Linked DNA regions of Mus musculus: regions 1, 2, 4 and 5 are each linked to region 3. A link is a loop called in an ENCODE intact Hi-C map of the cell type or tissue named here. Cell type or tissue: gastrocnemius. All regions are shown on one strand. Region 1 overlaps Lpin1 (lipin 1). Region 2 has its middle 6.7 kb from the start of Pdia6. Region 3 has its middle 3.1 kb from the start of E2f6. Region 4 holds the start of 2410004P03Rik (RIKEN cDNA 2410004P03 gene). Region 5 has its middle 13 kb from the start of Pdia6.

Region 1 (5,000 bases), 240 kb before region 3:
ATGCGCCTCCCAGACCCTCCTGGCCTCTACCACACGGAGGTTTTCTCCATCTCCTCCGGGGTGTACAAAGGTTTAGGATCAAGACCTCACCAACTAGATGTTAGAACTATTCCCCACTGATGAGCTGCAAGCTTCGCACACTGCGGTCCACTGGCTTCTTCTCGTCCTTACACCGCACACACCCCCATCTCAGCCCCAGTGGCTTCTCTCTACAGGAGAGCCTAGCCTTCCTAGATAACAGCATTTCTTCCAAGGGGCTCAGATTGCACCGCTCCATTCCTACGACATGATACCTCTCTAACCACCATGGGCCTTGGGGAAGTAAGGCTGCAAAGAAGCTAGGGTCTGTACACAAGCTGCGTTATCTTCTTTACTGACTTTGCATTTTTATATTTAATATATATTTTATATTATATTTGCGATATACAGTGTAGGTTCTTTTGTTCAAAATACACAGCCACACCCTGCCCAGAGGCACACTTGCTGAGTCAGCACCCCGGGAGTCCATCCCTTTACAAAGCTGGGATGGTAATTCCACACAGATGGAGCTAACTTACACACCCTCGATGCACCGTAACACTGAGATTCAAAGGCTTACCTTTGCAGCCTGTGGCAATTCACCCCACAGCCAGAGCATTTCCAGGTTATTCTTTGGCGTCAACCTGTCTGCAGACTTACTGACCAGCTCAGAGTCACTTTTTGGTGTTGAGGGCCGGGAGCCTGAAGGACTTAAGGAAACACAAAACCATGATTTGAATGGGGGGAAAATCAGAAAACAACAACAACAGCAGCAAAACAACAAAGTAAAAAATAAAAAACCTTTGGTTTTGTCTCAGAGTCAAAGGTTCTAGTAACCCAGAAGATACGTCCCTGGGGCCGTTCCCTCTGACAAGCCTTCCTTTGGCCACTAGAGGTCACTGTTTACCACCTCTAACAAGGTAACAAGGTGGCCAGCCTTGTAGCCAAACTGAAGGACAGTAAAAGGAGCTATAACTTGAGAGGTGAGGGGGATAGAATCAGAAATGGAAATTCTCAATAAACTAAAGAAAGGAGGAGGAGAGAAGGAGGAGGACGGAGAAGAGGAGGAGGACAGGGGAGGACAGAGATGAAGAGGCGAAACAATCAGAGGGGCAAAGAGAGCAAAAGTGGGGAAGGGTTCTTGGGTACAAACTGCTGTCCTTTGTCACACACAGGCTTCTCACCCGTGCTCTCACTTTCCTAGCAAGCACCAGCTCTCCAGCAGGTGCAAAGGGGTCCTGACCAGCTGACACTGTATCCCAGGTTTAGACACTGGCTTTGAGAACAAGGAAAACACCCTGTGTGCCAACTTCACTACACTGGATCACCAGGCAGCTGTCTCCAGGAACCTATCAAACAAAGGCTTTCTGTGTCACCTCACTGTGCTGCTCCTAAGTGACAGTGACGCGCCTCCATTCCACGGCACACATTTTTACTTCTAACATTTGAACCAAGTCTCATGTCTGTTCGGCCAAATTAACGGGCCAAAAGTATCAATGCAGACCCACGATTCTCACAGACACCAAGCTACAAGGCCGGAAGAAATGTCATAGTTCTCTTTCTTTTTATTCTCCCACACCACTTCCCTCAAGAGGAACATAGCAGCCCTTTCACACAAAGCAGGAAATGGCTTCTCTACAGCCCCTATCCGTTCCCCTGGCTGTGCCAAATCTCACTTATCTGAGTCCCATTGCCAACTCAAGATGGCACTTCCTGTTGGTTAAAGAAGAGCCCCGTAGTGCACACAACTCCGTGGCCAAGTGAACTTGTATCTATTTGAGAGATTTTCTACATAGCTAGCCTGGCCTTGTATGGTGCTTCCATAAAGCCAGACCTCAGGCTCTTTGACCCTCGTTTTACAGTGAGGCACAAAGGGCTTCCCCCTTCCCTTGGCACCCGCTGACCACTGATCTTCCCAATGAAAGCACACTACCATAGGGCAACCCTCATGGTCTAGCCTGACTGGGGAGGAGGCTCCTGGTAAATCATATTGTGAGAGCTTCTACGATAGAACCCTACACCATACAGACAAGACACACACACAAAAAGAGCTTCTACAATAGAACCCTACACCATACACACCACACGGGAACTGGAGAGGTAGCTGGGAAGGTGGAACACTAAGGAGAGTTAACAGTTCTTACAGAGGACTGGAATTCCCGGTACCCATACAGGCTGCTCACAGCTGCCTCTAACTCCCACTCTAGGGAACCCAGTGTCCACTTGTAGACGTCACTTACACAAGCACACAGCCACCTACATGAATGCGCACATATGTGCTTTGAAGAGGGGGAGTCAGTACTTATAATTAAATGTAAAATCAATTTTTAAATTTTAAGTCAAATAAAATTGTAACAGTTATGATCCCCAGACAGAAATTAATCAGTGCTTACTTTGATTATAAAGTTTCAAAAGTAGATGAGGAAATGTCCACAAAATTAACAATACCGAGGGGATGTGGGGGAGGCCCTGATAAAAACACAAGCCCATGCCCCAAGACTGGTCCTAAGCCGTTCTTCTAAATTCTGCTCTAGAAATGCCGTGGAGATTGTGGGAACCCATTATACAGAAAGCCTAATAGGCTGTTTAAATATTTATAGTAAGTGGCTATTCTAAAGTGGTGCTCTAAAATTAGCTCAGAGACTTGTCTGTCAATTGCCCCACCACAGAAAACATGGTCTCTCAGTCTCCAGCTCCTTGTCCGGATTTTCAAGGCCACTCACAGAGTCAAGCAGCACCTAGGACAGACCATCTGAGGAATTCTAAGCAAGCCTAATCAGGGCTCATTGCTTAAGAATGCATGCTCACCAGGCGTGGTGGTGCACGCCTTTGATCCCAGCCCTCTCCGGAGGCAGAGGCAGGCGGATTTCTGAGTTCGAGGCCAGCCTGGTCTACAAAGTGAGTTCCAGGACAGCCAGGGCTATACAGAGAAACCCTGTCTCGGGAAAAACAAACAAACAAACAAAAAAACCTCATGCTCCTCTTCCAGAGGTTCTAGGTTAAATTCCCAGTGCACCCACAAGGTAGCTCTCCATCCTTCCCAACTTCAGTTCTGGGGGGACCCACCGCCCTCTTCTGGCCTCCTCAGGCACTGCATGCATGTGGTACACAGACATACATGATGCAGGCACACATTCAAGCATATCAAAGTAAATACATCTTTAAAATAAACATGTCTAATCGCCTACTTACAACTTAAAACGAAAGGAAGTATTTTTTCATAAGTAAGTTGGTTAGTGAGCACAACTGATTTTAAGTGTTAGATCAAAATTTGTTTTATATCCTGCGAGTTAATTTTCATTGCAAGTGATTGGAGTTAGAATTAGATCACAGCTTCTGTAAAAACAGGTCTACCTTTCCGAAGCATGGAAGTGGCAAGACTGCAGAGGACAAGAGCTAGAGAGAACTCCCTCGGCCAGGTGAGGGGGAGTCCTCTGGCAATCTACCAGGCTGCTGGAGGCACCGGACGGACACACAGCAAAAAGAAAGGGGGGGAAAATGTCACAGTCAGTTAAACGAAATGTTCTACCACTGCTTGTGGCTCTCAGCACAACGACTCTAAGAAATGGAAACGTTTGGCTGTCACCCAGCACCAGCAAAAGGCCAGCTACCTTGAAATCCGTAGGAAATCAACGTGACCTTTCTCTTGCGCTCGTCTCCTGCTACCCAGGCTGCCTCAAACCAGCTTTGTAGCTGAGGACGACCTTGAACTGCCCGGTTTTCCACCCTGACAGGGAATGAATCCAGGGCATCATGCGTGCTAAGCAAGCACCCACTAACCTGAGCTACCTCCCTACACCATCAGCATGAACTTCCTGGGATGCAAAGATAGGAAGCTGCCAAGACCCATTTCCCATTTGATCCTTGTGCCTTCAGCCAAGGCAAGACCACACATGTCTGGTTGAACCTCAGCATAGAATCAAACTCCATGATCTACAGACTCAGACATGGGCGCTCTCTCTCTCTCTCTCTCTCTCTCTCTCGTTTCCTATAAAACACATTATTCCAAGTGTGGACGACGTAAGAATCTATGTATCCTTATGTTCAATCCATGTGACAACAGTCACATAATCTGATGCCATCAGTATCCTGGACTCACAAGGAGAACAAGAGAGACAGTGAGTCCCTCCCTGGGCTGTCCTAAACATTCCTTTTACATTCTTCAGATTAATGAAGAATAGGTTTCATCAATCAATTAACAGCGTCTAAAGACGGTGCTCTGTTTTCTTCCTAAGTCAGTATGTCTTCTCTTCTTTGGGATCATCTCCCTGAACCAGGACAAGAACACATGAGGTTCCAGGCATCTTAGAGAGGTGTAGATAGTTGTCTGCTGGGTCCAAAGAATGGATCACTGACCTAAAAGGTTTATTATGAAAACAATATTTAAAATATCTCATTAATGTTTTTAAATGGATTACTCTGTGAAATGTGGGTCGAATAAAATCTTTTAAGTTAATTTGATTTTTTTGCAAAGGTTTTTTTGTACTTGTGTTTGTGTGCATGTGTGCATGCATGTTGCTTTTGTCAGGGCATTTTATTACAACAATAGGAAAAGAAATTAAAACAACATGTCTAATATAAAACTACATACATATACATATTTATATATATACATACATTCACACATGCATATATATATACTTACATATACTTATATGCTTATAAATATATACTTATATACATATATGTACTTATATACACATATATACATAAACATAAGCATTATATATATATATATATACACACATACACACACACACACACATATACACACACACACACACATATACATATATATGGCTAAGTATTTGGTACCTAATGGAAGGTCTGATCTCTAAGCAAGTAGACCCTATCCTCTGGTAGATGAGCATTTCCAGTCAGTCCCAGCTAGGATCAAGCATGATAGCTCAGCCCTAGCTTATGACTTGCGGCTGCCTTATTCTCAAGATGACCCTGAGCAAACTGGAACCAAGACAGGTGTC
Region 2 (5,000 bases), 450 kb after region 3:
CCAGCCCGTGCTCGCTCTTTGGTTGGTGATTCAGGAGCAGGGACACTTCCTAGAAGGGGCGACAGGTTAACACCTGGGCTTAGATTTAAAAGATTAGTGAAAGCCAGCCAAGAGCAATGAGCAGCTAGGTTGTTTTGTATGTGTCTGCATATATGTATATGCATGTAGGAGTGTGTGTCTGTGTTGTGTGTGTCTGTGTTTTTCTGTGTGTCTATGTGTGTATGTATGTATATGTGCGTGTACATGTGTATGTGTGTATGTATGTGCATGTGTGTATGTGTGTGTGTGTGTGTCTGAGAGAGAGAGAGAGAGAGAGAGAGAGAGAGAGAGAGTGAGTGTGTGTGCCTGTGGAGGCCTGAAGATAACTTTCAGGAGTTCTTTCTCTCCACCCTTCCTGAAAGCCCCAGAAACTGAACTCAGGTACACAGCCTTTCAGAGAATACTTTTATCCTTTGAGAAGTCCTGTGGGTCCCTGTTGTTTTGTTTGTTATTTTGGTTTTTGAGACAGGGCCTACCTACATAGTCCTGGCTGTTCAGGAACTGAATATATAGACCAGGCTGGCCTCTGCCTCTACCTTCCAAGCTAGGATTAAGGGTGTACATCAGTATGCCTGGCTCAGTTTCTGTGTTTTGTTTTGTTTTGACAGGGTCACATGTAGCCAGGCTAGCCTCCAACTTACGAGGTACCCAAGAATGACCTTGGATTCCTGCTCCTCCTGCCTCCACCTCCTGAGTGCTAGGATTACAGGCATGTGTCACTCTGCCTCGTTTTGTGCAGTGCTGGTGGTCCAACCCAGGCCTGCCTGCCTGCTAGGCAAGCACTCTGGCAACTGAAGGGGGATTTGTACGCACAGGGAGGAGAAAGATCTGCTAATGTCTCAGCTCGGTAGATGGGGAAGAAAATGATTCGTAATGTACTGTGTCTCTGACAACAGTAGATTCTGGTGGAGTAGGATCTTTTGTTTGCAAAGCCCAAAGCTAACATCCTTGTTGTTGTGGCTTTTGGCAAAGATCCAGGCCATGGCAGAGAAAGCAGGTGTATGTATGTGCGCTCAGAGAACTGGGTGCTGGCTGCTTGGCCAAGGGGCACTGTGAGGCATGGTAGAAGAACCACTGTCTTTGCTGCCCTCAGAAGAGTGTGTGTTGATTATTTTACTTGGTGCTGTGACAAGAGCAACCGGATAAAGGATGGTTTATTTTGGCTCACAGTTTGAGGGCACAGTCCATGGGACTCAGGCATAACGGTATGACAGCAGGCGTGTGCAGCAACTGGCTGCGCTGCAGCTGCAGTCAGGAGTCGAGAGAGTGGGTGCAGGCGCTCAGCTTGATTTCTGGACTTTATCCTATCCCAAGCCTAGGGGATGGTGCTGCCCATATTAAGGGTTAGATCATCCCCACTCATGTAACCCAATCTAGAAACTCCCTCACAGACATGCCCAGACATGTGTCCATGGTGACTTAAGATCTGACAATTAACAATATTAGCCAGCACACACACACACACACACACACACACACACACACACAGAGAGAGAGAGAGAGAGAGAGAGAGAGAGAGAGAGATTTTTAAAAGAAAAATAACACATAACTACAAACTAAAAACAAAACAAAACAAATAAACAAAAAATACCAAGTCAAACCTGATAGCTTATACTTGTAATCCCAGACTTAGATAGCATGAGGCAGGGGAATCACCAATTTAATTTGAGGATAGCCTAGGCATCCTAGCAAGACCCTATCTCAAAATACTGAACGGAAGAAAGAAAAGGAGGGAGGAGAAAATGGTGTGAGTGAGGGAAACCAGTGCAAAACTTCCATTATAAACAAAATTTTTATTTAAAGGCAGATTTTTTTTTTTTTTTCATAAAGAACAAGGCCAAGAGGCTGGGGAAATGGCTCACAGGGTGAGAGCGTTTGCTGTGAAAGCATGAGAACCTGAGGTCTGACGTCAGCACTCTTGTGAGAAGCTGAACACAGCTGGGTGCACTTGTAACCCCAGTGATGGGGAAGAGACATGGTCAGAGCCAGGAGGACCACTGGTACTGGTACGCTCTGGACAGCCAGCATAGATGGAAATACTGTGAGCACCAGGGTTAGTGAGAGATTCTCTCAAGGAGACAATATGGAGAGCAAAAGAGGAAGACACTTGACAGCCTGCTTCCCTGTGGGTGTCGTACACAGGAGCAAATGCACACACACCCGGGGTGGGCCCCCGTGGATTCACGTGTTTGAGTGCTTGGCCATAGGGAGTGACACTATTAGGAGGTGTGGCCTTATTGGAGAAGGTGTGGCCTTGTTGGAAGAAGTGTGTCTCTGTATAGGTGGGGTTTGAGGTCTCCTGTGTTCAGGCTCTGCCCAGTGCAGAAGAAAGTCTCCTTCTTGCTGCCTGAGGATCAAGATGTAGGCCGGGCATGGTGGCACAGCCTTTAATCCCAGCACTCGGGAGGCAGAGGTAGGCAGATTTCTGAGTTCGAGGCCAGCCTGGTCTACAAAGTAAGTTCCAGGACAGCCAGGGCTACACAGAGAAACCCTGTTTCAAAAAACAACAACAACAAAAAGAGGATCAAGATGTAGAACTCTTGGCTCTTCCAGCATCAGGTCTACCTGAATGCTGCCATGCTTCCCACCATGGTGATAATGGACTGAACCTTTTGAACTGTGAGCCAGCCCCAGTTAAATGTTATCATTTATAAGAGTTGCCTTGGTCATGGTCCATTGCCTTCACAGCAATGGAAACCCTAACAGAGACACATCCACACAACTCTTAAAAAGATTATTACATTTTTTGCCCCTTTTGGCTCAGACTCTGCTATTGATCCAGAGGGCACTGCAACGAGGCTTGGTCCACAGACCATTCCAAGCTTATTAACAGCCTCACAGATAAGATGCAATTATTACAATAGTTATTTGCAGCTATGGAAACTGAGGCCTAGAAAGTCTACAGTCCGTAGGGACACTGCCAACAAGGAACAGAGTCATCACTGGAAGCAGGCAGTCTAACAGCAGGACCTAGCTGAGCTCTTTTCCTGTCAGGTCCCTGGATGAGTTCACTCACCCCCAGAGAGGAAGGCTGTCTTGCCTGTCTCCTGCCTCCATAGAAGCCACTCTGCTTCATCAGCTTCAGAGTCTGCTTGCCAGGAAGAGCGAGAAGATCAAGGCCAATGAGCCCTGTGCTTTCTATAGGGCCAGAGGGAATGGAGGCCCTGGACACAGGAAAAGAGTAGAGTCTTGAGGTGGTGGCCTGTCCCATGTCTCACCCATTTCAAGGGCTTTCCATGGTGTAAGTGTTCTTTGTTGTGAAGAGCCACCATGACAATAGTGACTCTTCTAAAGGAAACCATTTAACTGTGGCTGGCTTGCACACACAGAGGTTTAGTCCATTATCATCATGGCAGGAAGCAAGGGCAACACACAGGCAGACATGATGCTGGAGAACTAGCTGAGAGTTCTACATCCCGATCTGCAGAAAGCAGGAAAAGAGAATGGCACCGAGCTTGGCTTGGGCTTTTGAAACATCAAAGTGCACTCCAAGTGACACACTTCCTCCAACAAGGCCATACCTCCTAGTCCCTTCAAATAAGGCTACTCCCTGGTGACCAGGTATTCAAATACGTAAGACTATAGTGGCCATTCTTATTCAAACCACCACAGTTGTTGGCAAATTCAGCAGCTCAAAAGTTCATACTCTTTGTGTCTCTGCTGATGGGCACTTGGCTTCCCTAACCCATCAGCAGGCTGGCAGAGCTCAGTGGCAAAAGGCCCAGACACACAGTCCTCCTGCCCATCCATGGGCCATTAGCAAAGAGATATATCATGCATGACCGACTGTTTGCATTCCAGCTTAAGAGACCCAGCTCTGCCAATACCTCCCAAACACACACAGTGTAGGAAAACATGTACAAATCCTCAGCCTGGGGCCATCGATGAGTGACTGTCTTTGTTAGGGTTTCCATTGCTGTGAAAAGACACCATGACCAAAGCAACTTTTACAAAGGAAATTTCATTGGGGCTGCCTTGCTGGTTCAGAGGTTCAGTCTACTATCATCAAGGCAGAAACATGGCAGTGTCCAGGCCGATATGGGGCTGGAGGACCCAAAAATTCTGCATCTTGATCCAAAGACAGATAGGAGAAGACTGTCTCCCATGTGAGTAGGAGGAGACTCTCAAAGCCCACCTACACAGTGACACACTTCCTCAAAAAAGGCCACACCTACTCCAACAAAGCCATGCCTCCTAATAGAGCCACTCCCTGGGCCAAGCATATTCAAACCACCACAGTGACTATCACAGCAAAGGGCTTACATTAAATTATGACAGAAGTGGCTGGATCATAGAAGGAGACACATTGGCTATTCTGTAACAGGTATGGATCTAGATGCTATTGGAAACATGAAAAAAATCAAAAGTTTCTACTAGCCAGGCGTGGTGGCACATGCCTTTAATCCCAGCACTCGGGAGGCAGAGGCAGGTGGATTTCTGAGTTCGAGGCCAGCCTGGTCTACAGAGTGAGTTCCAGGACAGCCAGGGCTATACAGAGAAACCCTGTCTCAAAAAACAAACAAACAAACAAACATAAAACAAAACAAAAGTTTCTACTAACACTTGGCTGTAATCTAGAATGATTAGGTTCTTCTTAAACAAAGCTTTTGCATAGAAAAGCTTAAATATAAAAGAGGCTTTGGCTACAGATACAAAAAAAAAAAAAAATCCCCTGGGAAGAGAGTCTCAGTGAGGTATTGTCTGGATCAAAGTGGTCTGAGGACATGTCTGGGGGAATTATCTTGATTATGTTCTTTAAGGTAGGAAAACATGCCCACTTTGGGTGGCACCATTCTCTATATAGGAAATCTTAAACTGTATATAAATAAAGTTGAGTGCAGGTATAAATGTATTAACTCCCTGACATTATTGAACAGTACAAGACGTACCACATGAGGAAAGAGTGAAATTCTTACAGAAATCTTTAACAGAATTTACAAAGGATTAAGTCTCTTACTCCA
Region 3 (5,000 bases):
GTATGCTCAGTCCCCAGCACTCTATTAAACCAGATGAAATGGTACACACCATCCCTGGCTATACAGCAAGTTTTAAGGCCAGTCTGGGATACATGAGACTCCCTATTACAAACAAATAATATATCAGAGGCCTGATAAAACAGTTCCTTACTTAAAACCTTAAGTCCAGATCCAAAGGAATCTCCTCCATTCCACTTTACAGCTACCTTTCACATTCAAAACAAAAACCATACACACACACACACACACACACACACACACACACACCACGGAAAGAGACAGAGACAGATAGTGAGGCTGGACTCCTAAGGTGAACTTGCTCCACCTGGTGGAGAGCCAAGGAACTTGATGGTACATTCTCTGAATAAGGTAGGCCGGCACTCGGCTATTCACAGTAAGGGAACATTAGACACGTGAAGGAATCAGAGGCAAAGCCAAGATAGACCGCAAAGGTAGGGTACATAAGACTAACAGTTAAACAGAGCACATTTAGCAGTCAACAGAATAACACCAAACAAACTAAAGCAAGCGGAAAAGAAAAAGATTAATGTAATTCATCTGACAAGACTTTCCTTCAAAAACCCAGTGCAGAGTTGGGAACAATCATACTTCAGAACTGGACTTCCATAAAAGAAAAGTCACTCTAGGCTGAGCCCTGAGGGTTGCAAATTCCAGAGCAACCTGGGCTTCACAGAAATCCTGAGTTACACAGTGAGTTCAAGGCCCATTTGGGCTATAAAGGTAGGGCCTTGTTTTAAAGAAGAGGAGGAGTGGGACATGGGGCAAGTTGGGGGATGGAAAAGGAGGGGAAGAAGGAGGAAGAATAGGAGGAAGAGGAGGAGGGAGAGAGGAGCAAGAAGAGAAGGAAAGGACTGAAAGGGAAGAGGGGGAGAAGGAAGGAGAGGAAGGAAGGGAAGAGGAGAGGAACAGGAAGAAGAGGGGAGTAGGGGAAGCAGGAAGGAGAGAGAGGAAGGAGAAGAGGGATGGGAAGGAGGGAAGAACAAGAAAAGGGGAAGAGGAGGAGAAAGGGAATGAAAGGGAAGAGGGAAGGGGAAGAGGAAAAGGAAAAGGAGAGGAACAGGAAGAAGGAGAGAAGTGGAGCAGGAAGGGGAGAAGGTGAAGGGGGCAGGGGAGGAAGAAGTGAAGAAGAAAAGGAAGAGGCGAGATATAAAGTTTCGTCTAAGACAATCCTCAGTGTGTGCAGAGACATTCTGTCTACAGCAAGAAGCTATATTTAGGGGCCTCTCAGCTACAAGAAAGCAGAACTGAATAAAACACAAAGGCTGTAACCCTCTCTATGTAGGTGACCACCTGGTCGCTTGTAGCATCATCCATTTTCCCAGTCTCCAAAGTACATCACGTCCATTACAACATGCCTGCTTGTTGAATGCGTCCAATTGTATCCTAATTAGGGTTACTATTGCTGTGATGAAACAACATGACCAAACGCAACTTGGAGAGGAAAGGGTATGTTTGGCTTATGCTTCCGTTCATCATCAAAGGAAGTCAGGACAGAAAGTCAGGGCAGGGACCTGGAGACAGGAGCTGATGCAGAGGCCATGGGGGGTTGCTGCTTACTGGCTTGCTCCTCATGGTTTGCTCAGCCTGCTTTCTTATAAAACCCAGGACCAACAGGCCATGAATGGCACCACCCACAATGGGCTGGGATCTCCCCTACCAATCACTAATTAAGACAATGCCCTACAGCTGGTTCTTATAGACGCATTTTCTCAAGTGAGGTTCCCTCCTATCAGATGTCTCTGGCTTGTGTCAAATTGACATGAAATGAGCCAGGACACCATCCATGTTTGTTCTAGGTCTTCATCCTCCAAATATCACATCAGAAAAGTTAACCTGGCTTTGATTTAACAAAGTATCAATTTAGTGGACTGGGTACTTGCAGAGCCAGGAAAAGCTAGTTTCCTACCAGGACCCAGCCAGTGCCTTACAGAATACATCAAACCTCTGAGCTTTTAATGTGGTAGTTCTGGGTAGAGCCATAGAACCTTCATTTCTAGTAACACACACACTTACCCAGGTAATGGCAATGCTGAGACTCATGACTCATTGTCCCATGGTAGAAGAAATAAGACATCTCTCCTCTGTGTTCTGCCTCTGACCCCCTCTAGATCTCAGGCATCCCAAATTAGCCTCAAATTCACTACTCATGATTTAACTGTAGATGTTCCTGAACTTATGACCCTCCTACTACCACTTCCCAAGTGCTTGGGATCAAAAGTGTGCTACTACATCTGGTTCATATGGTGATGAAAATGAAATCAAGGTTTCATGCACACTAGGCAAGCACTGCCAACTGCTCTTCTCCATCTATGCTCCCTTCAGTGTCTACTATGGGGGCATCCCAGTTCTTGAGAGGTTTTGCCTGGTTGCCTCACAAAGGCCATGTCTAAATAACCATTTCACTGGGCATTGGTTTTGACCACATGGCTCTTAGAAGGGAATACAAATCTTAAGTTTCCAGTGAGTGGCACAAAGGATCCATTGGCTGAAGGCCTGCTGTGTCACCACAAAGCTAGCCAGAGTCTCTGTACGTCACTTACTGTTCCAGATAGCTTTACATGGTGATGCAGGAACAAGCCCCAAAGTCCGTTGTTATTTTCCCCTCGTTTTCTGTGTTGCCATGATGTGTCAGACATGTTCAGTTCGTTCTCATGCTCTCTGGTCATACATCTTCATCAACCTGGCATCTCCTAGTACTCCAGGATGTCCTTGTAAGAGTTAGAGCTCCTGACCTACAGCCCAGCACCCGAAAGATGCTCAAACAACGCTGGGATGATTAAACCTCAGGCTACAGCCCCATGACTGGGCTTTTCTGTGACTGAGGGAACAGCTGTTCTCCTTTTCCCCAGATGGGTGTGCTCAAGCTCTTTCATTAGCCTGGAGTGCCTAAGTCACACCCCTTTGCTGGCCTAATTCTTTTTGACTGTAGAAAATATGGTCAGTTTTCAACAAGCTGCTCAAGGGTCCAAATACCAATGAATTATCCAGCTGTGAACTCAAACCATGTCTCTAGCACTCACTAGCTAGCTCCTTGGGGTAAATTTTGTAATCTTACTGATCTTCGATTTTCTGATCTGTAAACTGGGAAGAAAACTATTCTTCAGGACTTGCTGGCAGCAGAAACTTGTATTTTGTTGTTGCTTTGGTTGTTTAAGACATGGTCTCTCGCTATGTAACCCTGGCTGATCTCTAGCATCTGGTGGTCCTACTTCAGTGTCCAGAGTGTTGTTATTCTGAGCATACACTACCATGCTTGGTCATACCTTCAGATCTGAAATGAGAGTCACATGAACAAAGGTATAGAGAGGGTTTGGCATTCAACAGAGGATGGAGAAAGGGGTCTTAAAATTAGCCATGCCTGTTTTCCAGCATTGGATCTCTCCGAACTCCTTGTGGTAGAGTCTTTCCTAGTTGCTCTGAGAAACTCTCCACTCGTGCATAAAATGTGCTCTTTCTCTTCTAGAGATGACCTCTCCACAGTTGTATTCTACTTCTACCAATCTTCGGCAAACATTTACTGAGCGCTTGCTACCTGCCATGCTCCAAGCTTAACACTGGAGATCCCAAGAGGATCAAAGACCTCTGACACACCCCCCCCCCTTAAGATGGTATCGGACCCCTAGAAATGTAAAATCTAGTGGGAGCCAACTTCTTCCAAAAGCCTCTTCCGCCCTCACTAAGTCCCAGGTCTCACTCCCGCAGCTTCCTTCCAGCCTGGAAGTTGCGCATTGTGTTACCCTTTCATTCAAACACATAGCGGCTAGAGCTGTGGCTCTGGAGTTAAGAGCACTTCTGCCTTTCCAAGAGGGCCAAAGCATCCATCTCTAGCCATTTGCAACTTCAGCTCCTGGGGAGCCAGAAGCCTCAAGCCTCTGAAAGCATTGCAGTTCATGTGCACAAACCCATACACACACATAATTTAAAAATAAGTGAAAGGGGCCAAAGAGATGGCTCAGTGGTTAAGAGCACTGACTGTTCTTCCAGAGAACCCAGGTTTAATACCCAGCAACCACCTGGTGGCTTACAACTGTCTGTAATTCTAGTGTCAGAGAACATGGTGTCCACACACAGACATGCAGGCAGGCGAAACATCAAACCACACTGCAAAGGAATTTTAATCCAGCATCATGGCTACTCTGACAAGGGATCACATCCAAGACTCTCTAAGTCTACATGATCTGGCCAAATGCAGACACTCTCTGGATTATAGTACATTCTGGCTGGAATACAGACACCTTCATACACCCTTTAATCCCTAGCAATGAAGGTAAGGTTGGTTTTTAGAAGAAAGCAGACATGTTTAAAAGTAGCATCTAACTAAGGGCAGACAAAGTGAGGAATCAGAGAAAGATTTGACAGAATGAGTCAGAGGATATGCCCAACTCACAAGAGAACAGGGCAGGAAAGAAGCTACTTAAGAAAGGGAGGTGGCAGTTTACTGGGGCAATTTTACAGAGACAGGTTTTTGAGAGAACAAGCTAGTAACTTCGATCAGTAAGAACTCTCCACATTACAAATTTAGAAACTAAGGCACAGAACGACTTTTAGAAACTGGCTTAAGACCTTACAATTTGAAAAGATACCTATGGCTCCAGGTCACTTACTTCTCTTTTCTTTTCTCTTTCTAATTTAGTTTCTGTGCATAGAAGTTTTGCCTACATGTATGACTGTCTAACATGTTAACATGTCCGTGCCTGGTGCCTGTGGAGACCAGAAAAAGAGCATTAAATCCCCCTGGGCCTGGAGGTAACATATGGTTGTGAGCCACCCTGTGGGTGATGGGAATTGAACTCAGGTCCTCTGGAAGTTCTCCTAAACTTAGCCAGTGCTCCTCTCCCAGCCCGTTAAACTGTTTTATCTTTCTCCTCCATTGGATTCTGATATCCAGTCTATTATATTCAAAACAGTATCTTCTTGAGCCAGCCCAATACCTGATATAATAATAAGTAATCAAAAACTGATACAGAGCCGGGCAGTGG
Region 4 (5,000 bases), 200 kb after region 3:
TATGCTTATCTGTGTGAACCGTTCCTTGTCCCAGTTGGTGGGCCTGTTTGGGAAGGATTAGGAGGTGTGGCCTTGTTAGAGGAGGTGTGTCACTGAGTTGGCTTTGAGGCTTCAGAAGCCCATGCCATTCCCAGTTGGCTCTCACTGCCTTGTGCTTATGGATAAAGATGTGAGCTCTCAGCTACTTCTCCAGCAACTTGCCTGACTGTCTGCTGCCATGTTTTCCACCATGATGATCACAGATTCTATCCCTCTGGAACCACGAGCCCCAAATTAAATACTTTTTTATAAGCTGCCTTAGTCATGGTGTTTTATCATAGCAATAGAAAGGTAACTAAAACACCATGTTAGGACTCAGCTTTACATACTGCAAATTTTTAAAGAATGCACATGTGTCTGTATGTGCACTGCATACTGTGTGTGCAGTACCTGTGGTGACCAAAAGAGGGTGCTAGATTCCTTAAACCTGGTGTTGTGGGCAGTCATGAGCCGCTAGATGTGGGTTCAAGCAACTGAACTTGGGTCTTCTGTAAGAACAAGTGATCTTAACCGTCGAGGCATCGCTCTAGTACCAAGTTTACATATTTTAATGAAGTCTTTTGGGGTAATAGTGCTCCCCCACAAAGGCCATGTTAGGAGGAGAGTGAATGCCCTGCGTCTCTCCTGTGTCCTCACACCACAACCAACACAGGGGGTGGATTCTGCCAGATATTCCAGGGACACCCCAGCTCCCCGGAAGCAATTCTAAAGCAATAGGGAGCACCCTCTAATCCCATTTCTATCTCGCTAGTGACAGTGTCTGATTGACAGCTTGACAACTCCACTCCAATACTATCACCAGTTGCCAGCCTAGGGTTGTGTTTCTGACCATCTAATTAGGTGGACGGAGGCACTAAAAACAACCAGTGAGCATCAGCAGGGTTGGTGAGAACTTGGAGTCCTTGTACACTGTTAATGGAAATGCAAAGTAGGGCAGAAATTGTGAAAAACAGCAGGAGAGTCCCTCCCAACAAAACTAGAACCGGTTCCACTTCTGAAAATTTTATCTGAAAAATGGGAAGCCAGGTCTCAAAGGGAAATCTGCTCTCCTCTGTTTGCTGTGACACCTAACAACAGCCAACATGTGAAAATGATTTTTTTTTCATGGAATAGAATATTACTCTGCCCTGAAGAAGGAAATTCTGACATGTGCTTATGTTTATGTGAATGAGCTCCTTGATGGAGTGACTGCTACCACCTTGAGTCTGATCGCCAGACTAAAGGAGGGGCGAAAAGAAACTAAAAATGCAGCCACCGGCGTGTGTATTTGGAAAGCCTTCATTTAGACTTTTCACAGTTTTAAGTGGTTGCTCAGTAGCCATCTTCCTTCCCACTGGGCTTCAGCCACTCCACAGTCTTTGGTTTTGTCTTACTAACTTCAAACTCACACTGGGCGTACAGCTCTGAGTCATCATACTTGCCTAGTCTACCTACTTCTCTTGGGGTCCAGGAAGCCAGGCCCCCTTGGAACTCTGGGCAAACCTACCAGGCTTCTCCTGGTATCCATCACTGAATGAAACCAGGAAGGAAGCTCCCTACCCCCACCTCCACCCCCAGGCCAGAGTCCCGCCCCAGGCAGTGCCATGGCTTCCAGCTGCCAGCTTCCTCCCAGAAGAGGAGGGACAGAGAGATTGTTGTGTGGCCATAGATGGGACCAGAGCCCTGTCTATACCTATATTCCCAGCTATCTGTTGGGAATGAGGCCCTAGCTGCTTTAGTCACAGTCTGGGTCTAGGCTGGCCTCTCTTGCACCCTACTTCCACGTTCTCCCCCTCTGATCTTTCCATATATTCTGAACTCTTTCCTCTGCACTTTCTCAGACCCCCCAAGGTGGATGGAGATGTGAGAGATTCGGGGAGAAGGGGGGGCAGGACACTCACCAACGCCTCTGGCCTCGTGCTTCGGCTTCCACAAGCTCCCTCCACAGCTGGTCCTGTTGCACACCCAGGGCTGGGGTCCCCTGGCAACCACCGGCGAGAGCCCTGCTTGCAGCAGGGCCATCCCCCAGGGCCGCAGAAATTGAGGCAAGCTGCCTGGTAGGGGGCGGTTTGTACCCAGCGGATGTGGTTCTTGGTAGCCCACGATGTTGGCTGCCCATGGGGGACTGGAGAATCAGGAGAGGGAGAGAAAAGAGAAAGACTGGTTGAGACTTTCTGCCTGAACCCAGGATAACCTGCACAAGGTGCTCCCGCTTCGTCCCTCACCGGATTTCGAGCTCAGAGAGAGTGACTGATGGGGGACAAAAACTCTCCAGGCTGGGGCAGCATCTGCGCCCAGCTGTGTTTTGCAGCCCTGCTTGTGTTGACTGTCGCCCAGGGAACAGGCGACTCCCAAGTGCGCATGCGGAAGGGGCGGACCCACTGTGCGCCCTCCAAAGACTTCGGAGCCACTCGGTGGGGTGCAGATGGTAGGTGCTTTGCCCAGCTCTTCCCCTGGGCGGGAGAGCGGGACAGTGTCTGCTGAGTCTCCAAAAGCTGTGAGTGCTCCGTGTTCCGCAGAGCTGGTGAACTGGAGCAAGACCCTGTGCTGCCCCCTGGTGGAGAACTCAGGGTCCCAGACGAAGGGACGAGAGACCAGGGGCAGGAAGAGAAGACATCTTAGGGTTTTTAATTGCTGTGATGGAATATCATGACCAAAGCAAGTAGGGAAGGAAATGGATTATTTGGCGTCCACTTTCATATCGTAATCTATCGCTGAAGAAAGTAAGGGCAGGGACTCAAACAGGGCTAAAACCTGTAGATAGCAGCTGATGCAAAAGCCATGGAGGGGTACTGCTTACTGGCTTGCTCCCCATGGCTTACTCGGCCTGCTATCTTTTAAAAATTTTTATTTATTTATTTTATGTATGAGTGCTCTATCTGCATGTACACCTGCATGCCAGAAGAGGGCATCAGACCATATTATAGATGGTTGTGAGCCACTATGTAGTTGCTGGGAGTTGAACTCAGGACCTCTGGAAGAGCACCCAGTGAGCTGAGCTATCTGTACGACTGAGCCACTCTCCAGCCCTCAGCCTTTTATGTTTTAGAACCCAGGATCACCTGCCCAGGGATCACACCATACATAATGGCCTGGGCCCTCCCCATCAATCACTAATTAAGAAAATGCCTTACTAGCCCCACCCCTTCACTGGCAGTAGCACTCAGGCAAGCTGGCCCTGCACCTCAACTGGGCAGCATAGTGGTCCTAATAGTGAAGGCAGGGATGATCCAGCCCTAAGGGTAAGAGGGCAGGAGAACTAGCCCAGGCCCTTGAAGGCTGCAGCCCTAGGGAGAATGGGCCACAAGCCTTGACTGGGCAGCACAGTGGAGCTGGCTCTGGAGGAGTGGGAGCACATGGGCCTGCCCAGAGGGCATCAGGAAAGGAGAGCAGAACCTGCCTCCTGCCCATGTCAGCACTGGGTGGTCTAGCTGGAGCAGCGCTGGAGAGCTCTCCCTGGAGGTGCAAAGAAGGGAGAGCTGACTGAGTGCTAACCACCCCAGTTACCACCTGGGCCCAGACCCAGGGCTCTGAATTGGCCCACTCCAAAATCTTTATCATTTGCAGATGGTTGGGACACATGAAAGGGCCAGTCCTGCTGTTCCAAAGCTGCAGGATCTCCATGACACAGAGCAACAGTATGATGACCAGGAGGGGGTCCCAATGAGGATTCAATACTGATGTGTCACAGAAGCCAGAGATCTCCAATCAGACCAATGACTCGTTGCGATGAACATCTGCAAGTGAAGATGTGTGGACAGAGGGATACACTGTGGGACACACGGTGCCACACTGCAGCTTCTATGATGAGATGCTTTCTATGCCTTTCTTGTGTGTGTGTGTGTGTGTGTGTGTGTGTGTGTGTGTGTGTGTGTGTTTGTGTGTTTATTGGGGGGGGGGGAGGTTGCAAGGGCAAAGGGTGGGGAGATAAGTGGGACTGGGGTGCATGATGTGAAATTCACAAAGAATCAATAAAAAGTTTTTTTTAATGGATTATGGAGGAAGGGGGGGGAGAAAATGCCTTACAGCTGGATCTTATGGAGGCATTTTCTCAACTGATGCTACCTCCTCTCTGATAACTGTAGCTTGTGTTAAGTTGAGGTAAACTAACCAGGGCAACAATGTATGTTCCTTCTGAAAGCCCAGAGAGCCCACAGCATCCTGTCATTGATACTGAGGAGCCTCCCAACAACCCCAGGCAGCTTTTGTGGACATAGGTCCTACACAGAGTCACACTGAGGCCCACAGTGGAATCCAGTCTACAGGGAAGAATACAACCGGAGTGACTGTCCAGGCAGCCTGAGTTTAGCTTATAAAAGGCACATCGAGGACTTAAGAGTGGGGGTCCTGCTGTGGACTCCACTTCTGTTCCTTCTCTAGTCCCAAGCAGCCCAACCCCGTCTGTGGCACCAGTGGCTTCTTCATCCAGCTCAGCCAAACTCAGACCCTCCCATCACGCTGTTCCAGGCACCCTCCTTTCTTCCTCGTCACCAGCGATGGGTTTATTGATAGACCTTTCAATCCTTCCCTTACACTCTGTGCCTGACTCCTGTCAGGCAAGGTGTTCCTTCCCTGTGCAGCCAGAGAACAGAAATGGTTAATCAAGTGTAGACAGAGGTACCCTAAGTGGAGGATGCTCTGGTGTCTGGGACTCAGGCAATAGGCCACACCTCTTCTTGTTGTGTGTCAGTTTCCTCTCCAGCAGCAAAGATCCTTAAGATAGAAAGTAAACAACTCATAAGAACTCCAGGAAGTCCCTGAAACTGACCAGATTCACTTTCCTGACAGTAAACAATAGCTGGTACAGAGGGTCCCTCTTAAATGAGCCAAGCTGCAAAGGAGAATTAGAGACCCACCAAGTGGCCTGGAAGAAGCAGAGACCACCAGAGCTGCTAGGAAGAGCCTCGGAACAATGAAGCCACTTGGAAAGCACACTCTCCTACCTGTTGAGCTGCCTGTAGATTGTACAGTGTACACCAGGT
Region 5 (5,000 bases), 450 kb after region 3:
TTTCTCTCCTTCAGCCCAGGACCTTTATGGTGGGTTCTCTCTAATGGAGAAAATCCCTCTCAGGTGCACCCAGAGACTCCACCCTTCATGTTTCTAGGTCCTGTCAGGTTGACAATCAATCCAGACCGTCACACTGCAACTCTCTAATTTTATATTACTAATGCATAGCTGTTGTCATTCTTTTGTTCTAGGAATGTGTGTGCACCCGGGAGGAGTTGGTTTGTTTTGCTCAGCAATAACAAACCTGACTTTCCAGGGTGCTGGCAGTTCTCCTTCTTAGGGACTCCCATCCTGACAGGTCACTGCGTGTCCACATCTCCCCTTTCTACAGGCATCTTCATCCGACTCGGGTGTGTTTTCTTCTCTCCCATCCGCTTTTCTTCTTTTTCTTTTCACTGTGTTATCTCACATGCTTTGGGGTGAGGCAGGGCTGACATAGGCAAGCAAATACTACCAAACAGCAGTGACACCTCCGAGATGATGGCGCAGAGAAAGACTGAGCGTCAGAGGAACTTCTGGAACCTTTTCCCTTGTAATGGGTGTGTGTGTGTGTGTGTGTGTGTGTGTGTGTGTGTGTGTGTGTGTGTGTGTGTGTTGAGAGATTTTTTTTCAATTTTTGGTGTCTTGTTTTATTTTAGTTTTGAAATGTCTCACTGTGTTACCCAGGCTTAGCTAAAGCAATCCTCCTGTCTCAGACCCTCACATCCTATGCAGCTATGCCTGGCTGCTTAGTGATTATCCAACTTCCTCAGCTTCCTCACATTGAAACACAGATACCAGCCATGCCAGCACCATACAGCTATTGTGATTGAATAGCTCAGGAAGGCCAGCCCCTAGCAGGTGCAATACCTCGCAGCAAACATAGTGATGCCTGGGGAACTGGAAGGTTCTTAAAGGTCTCCAAGATGAGACTGGTCCCACTGAACTCAGGGTCCAGGCAGCAGAAGGAATGTCCCCCAAAGGGTACAGCTGCAACCTTGTCTCCTGGAGCAATCGGATCTCACACAGGCTCTCTCCACAGAGGGCTGGATCCCTCCAGAAGGCTCAACTCTCCTCCTGCCCAGAGGATGGGAAGTCTGACCCAAGGCTCTTGGCCAGATCCTTCCGTACTTAGGACAAGTCCATCTAACCTTTCGGGCCTTTTCCTAGCTGCTGACAAGGAGCCAAATGGACCATGTCCTTCAGGACAGGATACTGGGGGTGCCTCCGACTACCTACTGAGGAGACACCCTTCCATTATAAGTGAACACCCTTATTAGTAATCATGAGAAGTGAACCGGACTCACCTAGAGATGAGCCGTGGCTCCCATCCCTGTGAGTCTGAGCCTGAGCCTGAGCCTGAGCCCTCAGAGCTTGTGGCAGGCTCTGCTCTCTCTAGCACTGTGCCTGGGGGTGGGCTTGGAAGGCAGGCTTTGGGGATCCCCTCACCTCCTCAGCCACTGACGCCCCTGAGCCTGAGGCGGAGAGGTCAGTGTCCCCAGTGGCTAGGCCCCACATGGGCAGCAGAGAGGGCCATGCCACAACAGAGGATAAAGTGAAGGCCACAGGAAGTTCTCAAGATAGAGTACCAGGCTTGGTCCTCTATGACAGTGACATCAGGGGGCAGCAGAAAGGACATAGTGTCCAAAGCAAAGAGCAGCACCTAAGGAACAGCATGACTTTGAACACACCATTCAACACCTCTCTTCACTCACCCGTGCTGCATGGATAACAGTGATCCTACTGGGTGGGGGGGGGGGGGGGGCGGGGGGAGAGCACAGCTCAGGAGACACACAGTGGGACTAAACTGTGAAGTTCATCTTACCATGTTTAAGTGTGCGCAGCCATGAGAATGGCACATCCCCGCCTCTCTTGTCACCTCTTCCAGTTGTCAGTTTATTAACTCTTCAGATCTACCTTTCTTCACCTGCTGTAGGATGCTGGAGTTGGGCCCATGGAACCTTCTTCCCCTTTGCCAGCTGGTGCAATGCTAGATTTTGTCAGTAGAGGGCAGTGAAGAAACCACTGGGTCTTGGAGGAGGGATGGGCTGCTCTTCCCGGTGCCTGCGGTGCCATTTCTCCCCAGCACAGCTGCTAGCGGGATGATGTTGGAGCGCTAGCAAATCTGGCAAGTCACTCCATCCTCGTGGCAACCCTACCAATGGGGACCGCTACCGTCTCCACAGGACGGACCACAAGGTCTAGACACAGAAAATTTATAAAAGCAGACAGGGACTTCCTGATCTTGAGTGACAGAATTCAGGGCAACTCCTGGTCTTGATTGCAGGCTCTAGAGTTCACCTGACCTGCAGAAAGCCCACATGCGCTTTCTGGAAGCCCTATTACCTGAGGGAACTCACCATCCAAGCCTCGTATCTGGGAGGCTACCTGAGGTGGACCCATGTGGCCCAGCAGAATAGACACAAGCGCATTAGAATTGGCAATGCTCCTTGCTGTTCCCCCACGCGGTGAGTTCACATTATAATGAAACGGTGTAAATTTAAATTTAATTCCCTTATCTCTTCTAGAGTCTGCTGTGCAGGAGGAAAATTTTTTTTTTAAGACAACCTTATGCTGTGGGAGCATTGTACATCATCCAGTGAGCCAGAATTTGCAGAACCCGGGGTCCTGGGTTCATGGCCAGCATTTGGGAACTGAGGAAGACTTGACTTCTCAGAGCCCCAGTCTGAAGGAATGAGAGATGAAGTGATGGGGTCAGTGTCTACCAGTGATCTGTTACAGAATTGGGGGGGGGCACAGTGGAGGACCCAGCCCCAGAGAAGGAGGGGGAAAGCCTCTTAGAGGAGGAGGGCACACAATTCAGAAAGCTCCAGAATGTTCTGTCCACAGAGAATTTTTCTCTCTGAAGCCCAGTGCTGAGGGCAGCAGTGACCCTGGCCCACATAGAGCACTGCCTTTGACCTAGCAGGGGAGACTTTACATTTTAAATCACAGATCACAAGTGGAGCCCAAAAGGCACCGGGAGGAGCTGGTTGCCTGGCTTTGAAAGCCTGCCGCCCGAGGCTGCCAGACAGGGAACTTTTCTCCCAGATCTGTGATGTGCTTACTGTATAAGCTGCTGGGATTTTGTGACATTAGAAAATTCCTAATGCCCAGCTTAATCCGCCTTCAGAAGTTTGCAGAGGTGGGGGAGGGGGAGGAGTCTATTTTAGGATTCAGTTTCCCTTGGCAGCATCAAAGGGTAATGAAATAGAAGCTCTCATGAAAACTTGAGAGAGCAGGTGTTTCTACAAGTATAGAGACCCAGGTGTGACAACCAGGTCCTGACAGCCCGAGTCCCACTTTCAGACGCCTGGTGGTATCGATCCTTGGAGATATAACTTCACCGTTCCAGCCTTGATTCCCACATCTTTTATTTCATGTGTCTCCTGGACTATGTTGTGTAACAGGCATTCGCCTAGGGACACACGTGAGCCCGAGTGTTCATCTTACCTTCCTGAGCACTGATCCATCCATTCATGTGAGAAGGGTGTGTCTACACTCATGGGTGAAGGTGCACCAGCAGTCTTGAAATTTCTAAGAGACTGAAACAAAGCCAAGATGGTGGTAACCTTGATCTCTCTACCTGGCAGAATTAGAAGAGCAAGCAGCCTGGGTTCCTGCAGTGAGCAGCTAACACACACACATAGACACACACACACACACACACACACACACACACACACACAGAGAGAGAGAGAGAGAGAGAGAGAGAGAGACAGAGACAGAGACAGAGAGAGACAGAGACACAGAGAGACACACAGAGAGAGCAGCTAAAGATGAGCCTGGCTTCATTCTAGGAGGAGGTAGCTGTGGTAAACAGGGCATGAGACTGTAGGAGGAGAACGTTGCTTCTGAGTCCTGGGTTTGGTCCAGGTTGATGTCTGTCCCTCTATGAAGCTGGACTGATCACGGGCTGGGTGTGTAGGGCTGTAGCCTCAGCTGTCCTGAACATACAGCCAGGGTCTGCATCTGACCTTGCCCCAAGAGAGATGTTTAGGAGTGCTGTGCCCCAGGAGAGTGAGGACTCGTGGCTTCTTTTCATGCCCCCAAACTACCCATGCCCTCACTCTCCTGCCGTATCCCTCCCCCTCCCACAATCTTATAAGGAAAAGCGACCCAGAGAGCTGGAAGCCCCCAGGATTCTGACTCCCATGTCACTGGGTTTCTATAGCTAAAGGGGGGGGGGGGTCAGATCAACCATGGATTAGAGTCTACCTTACATTTCCTGGGTCCCAAAGATGGCCGTGGACATCCCAGTTTCCCCTCATAGCTCCTTCCATCCCTAACCTTTCCAGCCACCCTCTCTTCTCAACAGAATGCCTCATCTCCCCCCACCCACCCACCCACCTAGCTTCCAGACCCTGCTACACCCAAGAAGATGCCGACAATGGGCATCAGCCAAGCCAGGACGCTGAGGTTGGGACCACACTGTGTAGCATAGGTGGTTTGAAATCTCTACCACAGAATCTATTTTTAATGACATAAACATTTTATTTTGAAGCCTGGCACACAAAGAAAAATGTGCACAAATCATGGGCAGACAATTCAGTTTCCACAGCTCAGACTGCGTAACAGAGCGAGCGGAAGTGCCTCCTGGTGGTCTGTCCCTATCATTACCCCCTCTGGGGTGCCTGCTTCAACTTCCCAGTCCATTTCTGCTGGTTGTTTTGAGCTCATGATTTGATAATATTTCGCTGTCTGTCTATCTGCTACTTGCTAGTTGTTCTTTTACCCTGGACTTGCGATATACTTAGTAAACTCACTCATTCAAAACAGGAAGTATGGCTATTGTCGATCATTCTCTGGATTAAACAGAACACCCCCACATCCAAGAAGGTGCCCATGTGGGAAGGAAGCCCTCTCTGAAGGAAAAGAGGCTGTGTAGGGAAGGTCAAAGGCATTCCGTTGTTGAAAGCTCTGAGTGGCTCCATGGCCAGAAGAGACAGTTTTCTGTCCACCCCTGCAGTTACCCAGTCAAAGGGACACAGGGGAGCAGCCTCCTTCCAGCCTATTTGGTA

Evidence for each region. Peaks named below come from ENCODE experiments on the same cell type or tissue, not always from the same donor. Only the 100,000 strongest peaks of a DNase experiment are listed, where the experiment ranks them.
Region 1: it touches region 3 in a loop (4-fold over the local background); 19 of 42 quality-filtered maps call a loop at or near these places.
Region 2: a loop joins it to region 3, with 4 times the contacts of the local background. A loop is called at or near these places in 26 of 42 quality-filtered maps.
Region 4: a loop joins it to region 3, with 9 times the contacts of the local background. A loop is called at or near these places in 28 of 42 quality-filtered maps.
Region 5: it touches region 3 in a loop (3.0-fold over the local background); 25 of 42 quality-filtered maps call a loop at or near these places.

Annotation. Positions count from the first base shown.
Region 1 is chr12:16,567,792-16,572,791 of GRCm38, forward strand. It overlaps Lpin1 (lipin 1), which reads right to left. Exons shown (of 21, transcript NM_015763.4): 6 at 3,373-3,471; 7 at 599-728. Among named protein-coding and RNA genes, the nearest start is that of Lpin1, 19 kb to the right of the region's middle. In gastrocnemius, a CTCF peak has its summit at 3,120 (motif pointing left); DNase peaks (open chromatin) are centred at 915 and 3,089; H3K27ac peaks cover 2,307 bases.
Region 2 is chr12:17,257,419-17,262,418 of GRCm38, forward strand. No RefSeq gene overlaps it. Among named protein-coding and RNA genes, the nearest start is that of Pdia6, 6.7 kb to the right of the region's middle. In gastrocnemius, no CTCF peak of the experiment used is centred here; DNase peaks (open chromatin) are centred at 2,174 and 3,761.
Region 3 is chr12:16,805,388-16,810,387 of GRCm38, forward strand. No RefSeq gene overlaps it. Among named protein-coding and RNA genes, the nearest start is that of E2f6, 3.1 kb to the right of the region's middle. In gastrocnemius, CTCF peaks have their summits at 353 (motif pointing left) and 2,869; DNase peaks (open chromatin) are centred at 329 and 2,856.
Region 4 is chr12:17,009,209-17,014,208 of GRCm38, forward strand. 2410004P03Rik (RIKEN cDNA 2410004P03 gene) reads right to left here and starts at 2,519. Exons shown (of 5, transcript NM_001201332.1): 1 at 2,244-2,519; 2 at 1,920-2,143. The coding sequence starts at 2,137. In gastrocnemius, CTCF peaks have their summits at 430 (motif pointing right) and 2,590 (motif pointing left); a DNase peak (open chromatin) is centred at 2,557; H3K4me3 peaks cover 607 bases.
Region 5 is chr12:17,251,232-17,256,231 of GRCm38, forward strand. No RefSeq gene overlaps it. Among named protein-coding and RNA genes, the nearest start is that of Pdia6, 13 kb to the right of the region's middle. In gastrocnemius, CTCF peaks have their summits at 1,980 (motif pointing right) and 4,629; a DNase peak (open chromatin) is centred at 2,006; H3K4me3 peaks cover 920 bases; H3K27ac peaks cover 1,050 bases.